Linked DNA regions of Mus musculus: region 2 is linked to region 1. Evidence: chromatin loops called from intact Hi-C (ENCODE). Cell type or tissue: heart. All regions are shown on one strand.

Region 1 (8,000 bases):
CAGGGAGGAGAGGGAGGGAGGAGTAGGAGGAGAGGGGGAAAGGTAATTCGAACAAAAATGGATGAAACCCTGGATGCCTAGCGAACTTCACTATATCCAGAAAGATGGCTATTAAGGCTAAAGGGGTTGGGGACACAGCCACATGGTGGAATGTTTGTGTAACGTGGGATCTGAATTAGGCTCCAAACCAAACTACCCTCAATGGGAGTGTTGTGGATGAAGAAGGTAGGGGGGGGGGGTTATTGTATAGGGATGTGCGCAGTGGGGTTCCTTCGTTAAATCCAGCCACTTACCTAAGCCGAACTTCCCAGAATACCTCAGTGCCGTGCAAGTTTCTGCAGCATCATTTGCTCCCTTAGAACGGGATCTTAAGTATCCAGCACACGCAGGCAGAAGGATGTTTCCCAGCCTCCAGGAGCCCTTTGACTCCAGTCTCCTGTTCTTAGCTGAGCTTTCTGCCCCTGCCACCTTTGAATTCCTTACTCTGTTCACCCGTGCAGCCCCCTCCTCGTGGTTTAGTTGGATAGGGAATTCTCCCTATCTTGTTTCTCTAAACTTTGGTGCATTTTACTTGGTTCTTTGGGTCTGCGGCTTAAATGGATCTATTGATCTTTCTGACCTGCTCAGGATCGTTGCTATTTTTAAGCAGAACTGGGACGTACTAAATAATAGCAATCGGAAACCTTCTCCACTGCTGAAAGTGACCTCCGAGCCAGGCAGGCTTTCAGGATCTGACACAGCAATTGGAGGGACTTCACTCTGTGTATGGGAGGTCTGGGGCTGCGCCTTACCCTGATGCCAGCCTCAGACAATAGTAGATCCATCACTGCCTCTCTCTGTATCCCTCTGTCTTAGTTAGGGTTTTACTGCTGTGAACAGATACCATGACCAAGGCACTCCTATAAGGACCACATTTAATTGAGGCTGGCTTACAGGTTCAGAGGTTCAGTTCATTATCATCAAGGCAGGAACATGGCAGCATCCAGGCAGGCATGGTACAGGAAGAGGTGAGAGTTCTACATCTTCATCTGAAGGCTGCTAGCAGAATACTAGCTTTCAGGCAGCTAGGATGAGGGTCTTAAAGCCCACACCCAGTGGCACACCTATGCCAAAAGGGCCACATCTTCTAATAGTGCCACTCCCTGGGCTGAGCATATACAAACCATCACACCCTCTAATATGATCTGTGAGCTGCTCACCAGCAACTCACATAGGTTCTCCGAGTGCAGGGTGGGTGGGAGTTGCCTTTTTTTTCTCTGTAACAAAGCCCCACAACTGTCCAGAACGTGGGTCACCATATGGTAGCCTCCAGGCTTGCCCTTATGCCTAGAAGAGATGATTATTAGCCCTTTTTAGGTAGGGGTACACCTGGAGTCTAACTGATGGAAATATGAAGTAAGCCGCAAGGTGGCTGCTTGTGTTTTGTAAGGACATAACATGAGCCACTTGATTCAGTTCCACACACCAAGCCTGATGCTCGGAACAGGGCTGAGAGCTGAGCAGTTCTCTGCCTGCATGTCACTGCCTCTCGGCCCCTTCTGTGGCAGTTCCATACAGCTCCTGTCACCAGTGACTAGAACATTTCAGAATAGTCACATGTGGTCTTTCTCTGGCCCTTGAACCCTACCAGGGCAATATATTATTCCCCACAGAGGATATAGCTGGTCAATCATTAAATATCCTCCATTTTCTGGGGGAACACACCACACTGAAATAGAAGATATTCCTACAAGAGTCACAGGTCCAGGGACACGACAGCCTAGATAATTAATAATAACATACCAGATTAGGCTTCCCAGAACCAGATCAAATGGATCCATTCACCGTGACCCCTAGAAAATGATGGTAGCTGCCCATGGGATGTAAAACCATGCCAGGAGGCTTGGTTAGGTAAAGTGGGTTGAGATCTGGAGACTTGGTGGGTACACACCTGAAACTTCGGCGACTCCTCACTCCCTGCCAAATACCTGACCTGGAACATGTGCCATGCACCCCACATAAGAAAACATGACCAGTGTTCATGCAGGCCCATGCTAATGAAGATACCTAGAGGATTTAGCCAATAAGCTTCCCTTTCCACTCCTCCCTACAAAGGGTATTTAATCTTGGGTCCTCTCTTAGAAGTTGGTACAGTATGCATCCATTTTCCATGATGAACAGTTTAGAACCGCGGACTGTCTTTTCCATCAAGATCTGCCATGGGGAGCCATGGAGAAGGCATTAGACTATCGAGCTGTTGCTTAATTCTCCCATAGAAGGCCTCTCTGCGTTCCTAGCCACAACAGCCACCAAGCTAAGGACAATCACAGCTGAGCTAAGCTGGAACTTCCCCCTTCCTCTGGCCCCGGGCTTCAGCCCACGGCCCCCAACTCTGCTCTCAGCTCCTTATGACTCAGCAGCACCTAGATGTCCAGGAGTTTGGGAGCGCCTGGTCTCGGCCCCATCGTGAACCTGTGGCTCCCCAACACTTCATTCAACTTCTCTGTGTGGTTCTCCAGTGGTGACTGGGGGCCCAGAAGCCAGAGAATATAGCTTCACCTTTCTCACATCTCAGACTGCACCTTCCCACTCCCAGAGACGGAGACGTGTCTGAGCACTGCGCAGGATAAGCACAAACTCCCCACCGTTCACCTCCCAAGCAGCCATGCCCTGTAGCAGGGTGGACCTCGGACCAAGAGTTGCCCAGAGAAGCTTAGACCGTGCTGGCGGTCAGTGTTGAGCATCAGGAGGAGGAGGAGGAGTGGTGGTCTGACAGGGGCAGGACTCCTTGTGCCAACTGGCAAATCAGTCCACGTGTGATTTCAAACTACCTTATAAAGCAAGTAAAAACCCAAAACGTGTTCCAGACTTCAGACCTGACCTTCTTTTTTTCTTTTCATTAGAAAAAAAAAAATCTCATTTCTTCCAGGGTGAGTGAGGATGGCTTTGAACTTCTAGTCCTCCTGCGTCTGTCTACCCCGAGCTGGGGTATGTGTCACTGTGGTCCGTTCTATACGATGCTAGCTGGGCAGAACCCGGGGCCTTATGTGTGCTCTGCCAGCCCGACAGACTCCTCAAGGTCTTTGCTCAGACACCTATAGCAGTGGCCCCATACCTTGAACTGGGATTTTTGCCACTTCCTTAAGCTCTGAGACCAGCGTTGTGGGAGTTCAGGGAATGGAGATTTAAGCTGTGTGGCAGGGTCTCAGCGGGCTTCTTAGAAAAGGTAGTGTGACTGGAACTCTGCGAATCAGGGTCCTATGGCAAACACCGCACTAGCAGTAAAAGATGGACCGACAGAGCAAAGACTTAAGCTGCCAGAAGAAAGTTGGCTTCCGTACACGTATTTTCTAGCTTCGGATTCATCTTTTCTCTGTGTTATATCACTGATGTAGGCAAGAGGAAACAGATTAAGGACTTCTTCCCAGTTTTCACCCCCAAATTTCCATTTCTGTGTGTATTTTGTCATTTTTCTTAGAGGAAGTGAACACTCAGACCCATAGTCAAGCTTTATGGCAGAAGACTCTGGTAAGGATGGAGACAACGTCTGTAAGAAAACTACTGCAGATGAAGGGTTGGCCAATGGTGGCTTGCTGGACAAACCTGGCCTGCTTTCTGTTTTTGTCAATAAAGTTTTATTAGAACACAGCCTCCCTCATCATTTCCATACTGTCTGAGGCTACTTCCACACTCCAACGGGAGAGCTGAGTAGTCGGGGTGTAAGAGCGTCAAGTTTGACACTCTCCACTAGATGGCGCCACTAGAGGGGGGTCCAAGGATTGAATGTCTTAAAGAAAATTGGGCCTGGCTTCATGTCAGGCAGTTCATAACTGCCTGTAACTCCAGCTCCAGGAAAACTCAACATCTCTAGTCTCCGCAGCCATACACACATGCATATGTGCACACACACACACACACACACACACACACATGCATATGTGCACACACACACACACACACACACACACACACACACACACACATGCATATGTGCACACACACACACACACACGCATTTTATTCTTTTTTGTTTGTTTTTTGTTTTTGTTTTTCAAGACAGGGAGGGCTTCTCTGTGTAGTCTTGGCTGTCCTGGAACTCACTTTGTAGACCAGGCTGGCCTCGAACTCAGAAATCCGCCTGCCTCTGCCTCCCGAGTGCTGGGATTAAAGGCGTGCGCCACCACACCCGGCCACACACACATTTTAAAGTTGGGGGTCTCACTCTGGCTGTTCTGGAACTCACTATGTAGACCAGGCTGGCCTCAAACTCACAGAAACCCACTTGTCTTTGTCTCTCCCAAGTGCTGGGATTAAAAGTGTGTACCACCACGCCCAGCCATATAAATAAAATAAAATCTATCTATCTTTCTTTCTTTCTTCCTTCCTTCCTTTCTTTTGTTTTTTCTTCTTTTGGAAAACTAAGGAAAAAGAATCACATTTCCTAGTTACAAAAGAACGGAACTCTTCAGAGTGACACTTAGTGCTCATAATAGCAAATTTGTACGGTGCTTACTGTGTGCTAGCCAACATTGTAAATGCTTTACGCATAAGATTATTTAATACTATGATCAGTCCCATTTTAGTCATGAGGAAACTAGGGATACCAAGAGATCAAGTACTGGAGTTCACAGAAGGAGAGCATAGCAGACAGAGGCAGAGTTTCACACTGGGTTGCATTAGCCGCCCTCCCCCGCCGCCACCCCGCCCCCCAGTGCCTCTAAGCCTTTCACCCTTAGGAATCCGAGGCAGTCATTAGTTACTCCCCCTCCTCCCCCCGCAAAGGTATGGAGCCATGCTGGATGGAACCCAGCGTGGAATGCTGTAACAAAGAACCAATTGTTGCTTTCTGCTTGCGCATTGCATTTTCGTCACGGCAAGCAACACACGCGTGTGTGACACCTGCCACTCACCTAGGATCACAACTATTTACAGGGTGCTGACTCTCTTTTGATGCACTGGCCTCTGGAGGAGGAGAGCTATGACAGAGCAAAACCTCTTCCGGAGCAGAGACAAAGTGCTCAAGCCACGGAGCAGTGATCTAAGACAGAGTCACCAGCTGAGTAAGGTGGGAAGGGATGTGGTGGGCCCCTATCAAGACGCTCAGAGACGAGTCAGCCAGGCAGTGAGGGACGGCTCAAGTCAACCCAGGTTGTAGGACTCTGTTAAAAGCCTCTCTCATGATTAACTAGAAAGAATGGGACAGAGGCAGGGCCCGCCCCACACCCATTAGCACCAATCAGCTGTCTTCAACTTCCTGAATAGCCTATCATAGCTCATTTCTTGTCCTCCTGAAAAGGCGATTGGTGCAAGAAAGTTAAAGACTTGGCGGCTGCAAGAAAAGGCAAAAGAATTTCATGCAGATCTTTTCACCTGAGGTGGCCGGGAGGAAGGAACTGGAGCATAGTGAGGGGGAATAAGGCAGTTTCTAGGAGCAGACACCTATCTACCGAACTGAGGTCACTTAGCCCCTGCGCGTGCTGTTCCCTGATGTCCAAGGTCAGACCCCACCTCCAGCTGCTGGGGACTCTGGAAAGCAGAGAAGCTGACTGCTAAGAGGAGGCTAGTCCATAGCTGTTGGTATCAGGGCTCCTCACCCACCCCTTACCCCCAGCAGGAGCCTCGGAGGAGAAAATGGCTTGTACCTCTTTGTGGCATAAATCTTTCACCTCACCTCTACCATCCCAACACTGAGAGAAATAGGAGGAAGGAGGAAGAATTTGGTGGTCAGGGTTCCCTCCTTGTGAGAGTTATACACAGCTGCAGTCATGAAGATGTGGGTGTCAGGTTACAAAAAAGAAGAAGAGGAAGAAGGAGAAGGAGAGGAGAAGGAGAAGGAGGAGAGGAGAAGGAGGAGGAGGAGGAGGAGGAGGAGGAGGAGGAGGAGAAGGAGGAGGAGGAGGAGGAGGAGGAGGAGAAGAAGAAGAAGAAGAAGAAGAAGAAGAAGAAGAAGAAGAAGAAGAAGAAGAAGAAGAAGAAGAAGAAGAAGAAGAAGAAGAAGAAGAAGAAGAAGAAGAAGAAGAAGAAGAAGAAGAAGAAGAAGATATTCCACCTAAACGGGGGGGGGGGGGGGGGGATCGTGTGAATAACAGGCTACTCTCTGCGCAGCGCCATTATTTGGAGGCGAGCCCAGAAGGCAGAAGGACCTGTTCGAGTTCCTTAATTATGCCTTGGTGCCTGCAGTCCTCAGGAGAAACCCATCCTTAGAACCGTGACTGATAGTCTCTCAACCACTAGTGGGCAGGCTAGCTGGGAGTGGGAGTGGGAACGGGGGCAAGATGCCGTCCCAGATCCAATGGGCTGTTAAAGAGCAGCAGAAGACCGAGAACAATCCGAGAGGCCAGTTTGGATGTGTGCCCTTGCTGGATGGAACCTCAGCTCTGAGGAGCAGGACCCCACTCGCCATTCCTCTGTGCTTTAGAGGTTGAAGCAAGCACCCAGCTACATTCAGGCCTGTCTAAGATTTCAGAAATGAGGGGCAGAGGTCATTTATTTCAGTAGTCAAAGTCCAAAATCATATGTCTCAGTTAGCTTTAACTGTCAACTTGACACAGCCAAGAGTCACCCAAGAAGGCAGTCTCAGTTGAGAGACTGCCCAGATCAGATTGGCGGGTAGTCATGTCTATGGGGGTGGCGGATGGTCTCGATTGTTAATTGATAAAAATGGACCCAGCCCACTGTGGGTGACATCAGTCCCTGTGTCGGATGGGTCTTGGGCTGAATAAGAAAGTTCCATTAAGAATGAGCTAGCAAGCAGCATTCCTCCATGGTTTCTGGTTCAAGCTCCTGGTTCAGTTCCTGCCCTGATTCTCCTCCGTGATGAACTGTGACCCGGAAGTGTAAGCCAAGAAGCCCCTTCCCTCCACTAAACTGCTTTTGGTCGGAGTGTTTTATCATAGCAACGGTAAGGAAACTAGAACACTACTCCATGCCATCATTGATTTACCTTAGTGAGTGGCTGCAGGGAGCCCCAGACACCAAGGATCCAGGTCCTGCTCACAGTGACCTTCTCATGTAATGGGCCACACAGAGCTGAAACAAATACATACAAAACTGAACATCACTTTGCTGTGACAGAAGAGGGCCAGGCGCTAGGGGTGAGGTGCCAAAAGCTGAGCGGATGGCTAAGAGGAAGTGGGCAAACCTGGGGGAGGGGGAGTGGCGAGCTGGCGGAGGGGGAGGAGTCTCCGCACACCTGCAGAGCGCACAGCATGGGGGCGCCGAGGCTACCCCGGACCACCCACACTGGGGAGGGGAGGAGAGAGCGCCACACTGAGGCTGGACTCAGTCCGATAGATTTCTCCTGGGACTTCCCCAGGACTACATTCTTTCTCCGCAGCGAAACTTGTTACCAACCTCCCCACACACTCTCATTTCTTAATATTTTCGAACACACAGGGGCATTCCTGTTTCCTGTCTGTGCGTTTCCATGCGGTTGTCGCTGCCCTCCCCATTGCACGGAGCAAAAATACCGGTCTGAAGAAGAGAATGAGACACAAGAAAGACCTTCTGAGGGGGTAGGATCTAATTTGGGATATCCTTCTTCAGAGAGCCCACTTGGTGCTAAAGGCAGAGCAGCCACTATGGAAGAGGGGAGGAGCCGAGGTTCAAGCCCATCCTGCTTCTTGAGTCCCAGCCTACTGGGTCACCGTGAGCAAGTCACAAGCATGTGAGTACGCGCGCGCGCGCGCACACACACACACACACACACACACACACACGTGTCACCTCATGTGTGGCACGAGAGGAATGTACCTGTTAAGGTTTCACACCTGGGACCCACAGATGTGCGTTAGAGGGCTTTAAGAACCCCTCAAATTGTATGTGGAACATCTATGGGTATCATTCAATTCCCATAAAGAGTTAGGGTGACAGAAGCCCACAGTGTTCAGCGCTCAGATATTGGGATCATAGTACATTTACTGCAGATACACAAGTGTTGGAACCTCAGACAGCACTGAGGGGCAGGGGTGACCTAGGGAAGGGAGGTCAGCTACAAACAGGAAGTATAACTCATTCATTTG
Region 2 (8,000 bases), 110 kb after region 1:
CTCCATCACATCCCTCGTGTCTCCATCACATCCCTGTGTGTCTCCATCACACCCCTGTGTGTCTCCATCACATCCCTGTGTCTCCATCACATCCTTGTGTGTCTCCATCACATCCCTGTGTGTCTCCATCACATCCCTGTGTCTCCATCACATCCTTGTGTGTCTCCATCACATCCCTGTGTGTCTCCATCACATCCCTGTGTTTCCATCACATCCCTGTGTCTCCATCACATCCCTGTGTCTCCATCACATCCCTGTGTGTCTCCATCACATCCCTGTGTGTCTCCATCACATCCCTGTGTCTCCATCACATCCCTGTGTGTCTCCATCACATCCTTGTGTGTCTCCATCACATCCCTGTGTCTCCATCACATCCTTGTGTCTCCATCACATCTCTGTGTCTCCATCACATCCCTGTGTGTCTCCATCACATCCCTGTGTCTCCATCACGTCCCTGTGTCTCCATCACATCCCTGTGTGTCTCCATCACATCCCTGTGTGTCTCCATCACATCCCTGTGTGTCTCCATCACGTCCCTGTGTCTCCATCACATCCCTGTGTGTCTCCATCACATCCCTGTGTGTCTCCATCACATCCCTGTGTCTCCATCACATCCCTGTGTGTCTCCATCACATCCCTGTGTCTCCATCACATCCCTGTGTCTCCATCACATCCGTGTGTCTCCATCACATCCGTGTGTCTCCATCACATCCCTGTGTCTCCATCACATCCCTGTGTCTCCATCACATCCCTGTGTCTCCATCACATCCCTGTGTCTCCATCACATCCCTGTGTCTCCATCACATCCCTGTGTCTCCATCACATCCCTGTGTCTCCATCACATCCCTGTGTCTCCATCACATCCCTGTGTCTCCATCACATCCCTGTGTCTCCATCACATCCCTGTGTCTCCATCACATCCCTGTGTCTCCATCACATCCCTGTGTCTCCATCACATCCCTTTGTCTCCATCACATCCATGTGTCTCCATCACATCCCTGTGTCTCCATCACATCCCTGTGTCTCCATCACATCCCTGTGTCTCCATCACATCCCCTTGGACCTTTTCTTTCTAAATCTTCTCCCATTCACGTGACTTCTTTCCAGCTGTAACCACTGCCTGCCAAGTTCAAGCAAGTCTTTACCGGCTCAGGCCTGGATTATCCATGAAAACTTGCTGTCCCTGTCCCTGACCTCAGTCTGGATCCCACTCCCACTCTCAGATAAAGCCTCCATCCTCCACAGAGCCACTTCCCTGATGACCTCAAATGGTAATTCAACCAGGTCACTAGGACCCAGTGCATAAGGTCCAAATGTCTCAAATTCTCTTTAGTTTTTAAGAATGGGACACATTTTCATTGGCTCCAGTGGGAAAAGACAAATGGGTTGGGCAGTGTGTAGCCTGAGACATCAGGCCTCGTGGGACAAGGTGACAGGATATTTTCTTTGTTGTAGCTTCCAGGTATGTAATTCATGCCTCTTGAAGGAGGGCAATCCAGATTGGCTGGTGTGCAATTCTAGGACCTTAGTGTGAGCCACCGTGAGCTGAACTTTCAGGGGAGCAATCTCTGCTGTGTAGATTGGGGCAGTCTGGTCCTAGGTGAGGGTCTCAGGGTTACTAGGCTGTGCCTCTATGGTACCATTCCAACCTGGCCTAACCTGCATCATGATTTCAGGGCAGCCTGCAGCTCTCTAGGAAGAAGGTGCCACCCAGAATGTTTCATGGGCTGTGGGGATGGTGGGTGAAGCCTCAGACGCTGAGTTTGATCTGTAGGTCCCTCATGGTGGAAGGAAAGAAAGGGTCCCTTGTAAACTGACCTCTGACCCCCCCCCCCCCACACACACACACATGCAAACTGACAAAGTAAATAAACAGAAGCACAATGAAGTGAAGACAAAACCATGGGTTTGCAGAAGTGTTAATTTCTCTCTTCTGAGGGGGAGTCTTTCAAACACCTCCAGGCATAACAGGCTGGGTTGTTTCCTTCACAGCAAGTGGTTTCTACTCATTCTTGGAAGTTTGTCTCAGCTCTCATCGGCTGAGAAACTTTCTCCACTTCCACCACAGCCCACACACCATGGGTGTGCAGACACAGACACTTACAGAGGCCCGAGATGGGACCAGGCCTCCTCCCTGGGCTGGGGCTGATGGATTGGAGTCCTGCTTCCAGCCGTGTTACCAAGCGTCTAACACAAGACTGGCTGGTGCCGGTGCTGGGTATTCTTCGTGAGGCTTGAGATGAAAGACGTGGGTGGAGCCTGCTAGCTACAGCTTTGGTGTTTTTTTGTTTGTTTGTTTGTTTTGTGTGGGGGGTGGGGTGGGTGCGGGCGTCTATATTGCTTAGATTGGCCTCGGGTTTTTGATATTTTTTTCTCAGTCTCAAAGATGCTAAAATTACAGGCCAGCCACTGAATACTCAGGACAGAGTATACAGTGATTGAATCGATTGCTTGAATGAAGATATGACCCAGAAGCAATGCCAGCCATTATTGTTGCTGGGCTGATTGATTGGATAGCAGAATGTGATTTCTGCTTTCTCCTTAAAAAAAAAAATCTCATCCACTTATGGGGGCTGTAAATGGATGCAAGGGTTTGGTTTGTTTTGTTTTCCATGAAAAGATAACAGTGAAATAGTTGGCAAAGGATTTGTAGGCAGAACGCATTTGCATCCCACGTGCCCTGACAGCTAGCAGAGCCCTCAGTAAATACTTGCAGAGGGGACAAATCACACTTAATTTTCCGGGAATGGGGGCAGGCAGCATGAAGCTCCCGAGAGAATAGCGGGGGCAGACAGCCTGGGATTACATTTTATCCACCATAATCCCACAAATCCAGAAGCCACCCGGACAACAGTTTAACTGGACTGAGCCTTACAGCTCCCCACAAGCTGCCCAGAACCACAGAGCTCCCGAGTCGGTGTATTGTTCGGGGGTGGGGGTGGGGCTTTTTGTTTTGTTTTGTTCTTTGAGGCAGGGTCTCACTATGAAGCTCGGGTGGTACATTGGAGAGAGCAATCTTTGGAGAGAGCCAAAAGGGGACTGTCAATCATCCGAAGTAGAATCCACTTGACGTCTCCGGCTCACCCATTCACAACTCCTCCTTTTTACTCTCAGGAACTTTTATTACGGAAAATTAAAAGGTAACAAAAGTGGGGGTAACGTGTTAGAAAGAAGCCCCCAGTATCAAGATGACCAAGCCACGCCGCATCTCGGCTCATCTCAGAGGCTAAATCTCCTTGCAAACGCAGACACAACCGGGAGCGACCGGAATCCGGGATTCACCGGGAGGCCCCAGGGGCTCCGTAGCGCGGCCACGGTCACCTCCTCTTCCCGCACGGCGTGGGTCACCTCGGCCTGGTGGCGTTCCTGACACTCCACCGGTAGTCCGGGGTGATGCGTGAGTGAGTCTCTCGGCGCCGGGCCCCCCGAGAGAGGGAGCGATCGCCCGCCACTTCCTCTTTCTCGCTCTAAGACGCCCTCTCTCCAGCCTGCTCCTTGGGTGGAGGCGGGTGCCCGCAAGCTCCACCCATGGGCGTGGTCAGCCAGGGGGCGGGGAAATACCCATATTTGGCCTTATATGGGCACTCACGTCACAGGACGCGCACTCATTCACATAAAACGCTGCGCTGCCGGCGGAATCCCCAGCTTTCTGGGGCAGCGAGCGGCGGGGCCGGGAGCCCAGCGAGCGGGGCGTGGAGAGCGTCGCGCGGCCCCTCGCGCCGGGCTCCGTTTGCAGGCCACAGCCCCCGCGAGGTGGCCCGCCCGTCCTCTGGCAGCTGTGGGGCGCGCAGCGTCGGGCCGCTGGGTGGCAGCGGCATGAAGGTCACGTCGCTCGACGGGCGCCAGCTGCGCAAGATGCTCCGCAAGGAGGCGGAGGCGCGCTGCGTGGTGCTCGACTGCCGGCCCTACCTGGCCTTCGCCGCGTCGAGCGTGCGCGGCTCGCTCAACGTCAACCTCAACTCGGTGGTGCTGCGGCGGGCCCGGGGCGGCGCGGTGTCGGCGCGCTACGTGCTGCCCGACGAGGCGGCCCGCGCTCGGCTGCTGCAGGAGGGCGGCGGCGGTGTGGCGGCGGTGGTCGTGCTGGACCAGGGTAGCCGCCACTGGCAGAAGCTGCGGGAGGAGAGCGCCGCGCGCGTCGTGCTCACCTCGCTGCTGGCCTGCCTGCCCGCCGGCCCGCGGGTCTACTTCCTTAAAGGTGAGTTCGTCCGGGAGCAGACTGCCCTTTGCCACCCTCCCTTGCTCCCCTGCACCCTGTGTTACCAGGCCCCAGGGTTACCTCCCTGCATGGGAACTCTGGACCGGAGAAAGTCACCACTTGCGGGAGTATGCACCCCGGGGTTTGACGTGCGCTTGGGAGGTCCTTGCAACACGTCAGCGCCCAGGGCTTCCTTCTCCCCACCCGCCTTTCCTCGAAAGCGTCTGGCATCCTGTCTGTCCTCTGGGTTGGGTGGGCTGGGAAGGTGCTGCGGGCGGTGCTCCCTAATAGTTCCGGGGGCCCAGAGCTCATGCTGGTCATTGGCGCCGTTGGCAGGCCACGGGGGTCGGAACCTTTCTGTACAGATCAGCGCGATCAAACAAGTTGAGACCCTCCCCCAGGAGAGTGGCGCCGCGGTGTCCCCTTTCTTCCCGCCTAGACAATTAGAGCACGTTAGGCTGTGTCTTGGTGGGCCTCTTGCCTTTTTGACCCTGGCAAGTCCCTCCCCTTCCTCTCCCTTTATTGCTTTTTATTGTTATCCTCCAGCCTCCTCCTCCTCCTCTCCCCAAATAGGCCGTTCTCAAGCTTAATTTGGGAACTGACAGCTTTCCCACCCCTTTCATCCTGTCATCCCCAGCAGGGGATTATCCTCAGAGACTACCAACCGGCCAACCTAGTTAAGAGAGGTGCTGCAGAGGCTGCAAAGATTCAGAGGAGATTCTGAGGCCTTTGATTTTAGGCCTCCGAGAGCTGCCTGCAGGCCCGACTTATTTCACCTGCTGTCGAGATAACTTTGGCTTCCGGTTGTGGGTGTGTGATTACTCTCAAACCCCACATCATTGATTTCTGGGTCATTTCCTGTGACTGCTCCTGCCTTCTAACCTCAAAAGTATGGGAACACTGGCCTGGGTGCAGGGGAGAGAGCTCTCAGATAGGGCCCCAAAACTCTGATGACTTGTCCAGGAACTCTGTTACGGTTCAGAATTCAGGTGCAGTGAGCTGAAGACCCAGTGTCAAAGCCATGCAAGTTGGAATTTCACACACTGTAGGCCAGGAAGATCCCAAGGCAAGTGGGTAGCTTCCCAGCTAATTAACACCTCTTGCTAACTGTTCCTTGTTGATCCCATTGGGAGATAACAGGTGGATGTTGCTGCAGCCCAGCTGCAGAATCTGCAAGGGTGGGTGGCCTTTTCTAAGCTCTGCAGCGGTCTCTCTCTCACTGTTAAAAAAATGAGGTAACATGTGTCCAGGTGACAATCTGAATAGCCCCAAGGGTGTTTAAGGAGATGTGTGTCTTCAGCCCACCCTAAAACCTAGTTCCTCCCCAGAAGCAACACCAATGAATTCTTCTTGGATAGTGTCTCCCATGGATGGCTTTTAAAAACAGATTGAGCCCATGTCATACCAGATCCTGCCTCTTTTCTTGGAGATCTTGGAGACATCCGTGTTGCTGCATGGTAGTGCCTTCGTCATAACCACTAGGCTGCTTCCAGTCTGGCTGTGTGAAAAGCCGTTACGGAGAGGGTAGATGTCCTTGCCGGTTGCTCTGGCATTGTGGGGTCTTGTCCTTCATTCAGACCGTGAAAGCTTAAGCGTGAAAGAGATATGCCTATGGTATTTGATAGATATTGCTGCCCTTATGACACCACTGAAGTTCAAACTGTGACAAAGAGTCCCTTTCTCTTAAATAGAGCACCCCAGATGTGCATTCGGCTCTGATTTAGTGGCGCTGGGTGTTGGTGCCAGGCCCCTTATACTTCCTACAGTTCCGTCTCCCACTGAAAGGAGATGCTGAAGACCAGTTAGGTGGCTGGGGCTTGCTTCTATAGAGTGCCTGTGCGCTGGCTCTCTGTTCCTTTGGCAACACAGTGATGATTGAAAGTAGACTCACTCTGGAGAAGGTTGAAGCGGCCTGAGGAATTGCTAGCACTCTTGCAATCCGAGTGAGGCACAAGTGAGCCAGCAGAGAGGAATGCTCTGTCTCCACACCTCCGATGGGAGTGGGCGGAAGGCAGAGACCTAATCTCCTGACCCCAGCCTGAAGAGGCAAGCCCTGTGTGCTCTGCCCGTTTCGTGTTAGGTTGTAAGCAACACCTCTTTCTGCCCCTCCTGCCCGCCATCTCTAAATGGTCTGTTTAAAGCCCAGAGACGAGGCAGCCCTATAAGGCCTCTCTTCCTTTAGTTTGGTAGTGCTTGGGCTAGTTTTTCTCCAAATGCCTACAAACCTCTTATTTTGTTTCCTGGAACCCAAACTGTTGAACACAGGTCTAACCCTATGATTTATTGACTAGGAAATAGTCCATTCCCCCCAAGGATATGTGGATTAGCATCAGTCTGTAAGGGGCTGCATTTGGCCTCACCTCTACTCCCAGACCCCTTCTAGCCAGGCTCCCTGTCTTCATGGCAGAGAACATGACCGTGTGTGGAAGACCAGAAATTTCTCCAGGGAGCCAGGGAGCTGTCTGTCTGGTGACCACAGAGGCCATTGGGGAGTACTAAGTGGGGACAGGGGCGGCAGAAGCTGAAAAGAAGCCAGAATGACAAGGTGACTCATCCCAGGAATTGGCTGCAGCTCCGGGGAGGGAGCTGGAGGCTGCCATGTAATCCCGTAACCGTTTGCTGACTGCAGGAGTAAGCCCTCCACTGTTGGGCAGTCAGTACCAAAAGATGGAAACGAGAAATGAAGGTTTTAGAAAGGACTTTGTCTCAGGATGTGTGCTTAACTAGTAACATGACAGCAAGTGAGTCCTTGGGGCCAGTGAAAGACAAGTAGGTTTTCTGGGGCCTCTCTGAAGTACCTCAGGTTGCTCTCTATAAGAACAGAAGGTTCCTAAGCAAGGATGTCCAGTCCACCTCTAAGGCCTTGGCTTTCTAAGGCCTCTGGGGCAGAGTTGTTGTCTTTTCCCTGCTGGTCCTGGGACTCTGATGTGGATACATTTCTGTTACCTAGTCATTTTCTTTTTCTTTTTCTTGAGGCAATCTTCAACTCCTCTTCTTCCTCCTCCTCTTCCACCTCTGCAGCAACCTCCAGCTGCTAAAATGATAGGCATATGCTCCCATCCCCTTAACCCTTAAGTGAGCCGTCCATTGGGGGAGTTGAAATACAATACCGGCATCCTTGCATGTCCAGAAGTCTGCATTTCCCATTTGGTTTCGAATGTACTAACTTGATTTATGACCACATCGGAACTGTAGAAGAATATGTCAGTGACTTTAGGACCTTTCCAGTGAGAGAGGGCAAGCGCTGTCACGAGTGGGAGAGGATACAGCTGCAGTTTTGCTTAGAGCAAACAGGCTAGGGGAAAAGCCAGTTATGGAGTCTTAGAAATCAAAGAAAATTTGCATAATCACACTTTTGTTTACATAAACAAGAGAGGAAAAAAACAGCTTTTGTTTTTTGAAAGGATATGGTTAATATTTACCAGATGCCAGATAAGCCACTTCTGATAGACACAAAACATTAATCATTGCCTCTCTTTGAGAGACCTTTAAAAACTGATTGATTGATTGATTGATTGATGATTGATTGATTGATTGATGATTGATTGATTGATTGAGGGGTATGTGCACCATGAATGCACAGGAACCCCAGAAAAGGTCAGAATAGGTGTTGAACACACGCACACCCCAGCCTGAATTCCACGTGTGAGATGCCTTCTAGGTGCTTTGAACGGAACCTGGGTTCTGTGCAAGAGATGTAAGTGTCCTCAACGGCTGAGCCATCTCTCTAGCCCCTAATGACAGACTTTTAGAACTGTGTGTTGGGGTAGGGGGTATGTGAGTAAAGTATATTTTTTAATTCTGA

The links. A loop is a pair of places that touch in the nucleus more often than their neighbours do. Peaks named below come from ENCODE experiments on the same cell type or tissue, not always from the same donor. Only the 100,000 strongest peaks of a DNase experiment are listed, where the experiment ranks them.
Region 2: it touches region 1 in a loop (4-fold over the local background); 17 of 42 quality-filtered maps call a loop at or near these places.

What each region holds. Positions count from the first base shown.
Region 1 is chr19:53,416,300-53,424,299 of GRCm38, forward strand. No RefSeq gene overlaps it. Among named protein-coding and RNA genes, the nearest start is that of Smndc1, 30 kb to the left of the region's middle. In heart, CTCF peaks have their summits at 3,724 (motif pointing right) and 6,226; DNase peaks (open chromatin) are centred at 3,722 and 5,282; H3K4me3 peaks cover 2,423 bases; H3K27ac peaks cover 3,054 bases.
Region 2 is chr19:53,525,502-53,533,501 of GRCm38, forward strand. It overlaps Dusp5 (dual specificity phosphatase 5), which reads left to right and starts at 3,644. Exons shown (of 4, transcript NM_001085390.2): 1 at 3,644-4,195. The coding sequence starts at 3,817. In heart, a CTCF peak has its summit at 3,794 (motif pointing right); DNase peaks (open chromatin) are centred at 3,540, 4,320 and 6,720; H3K4me3 peaks cover 4,355 bases; H3K27ac peaks cover 4,518 bases.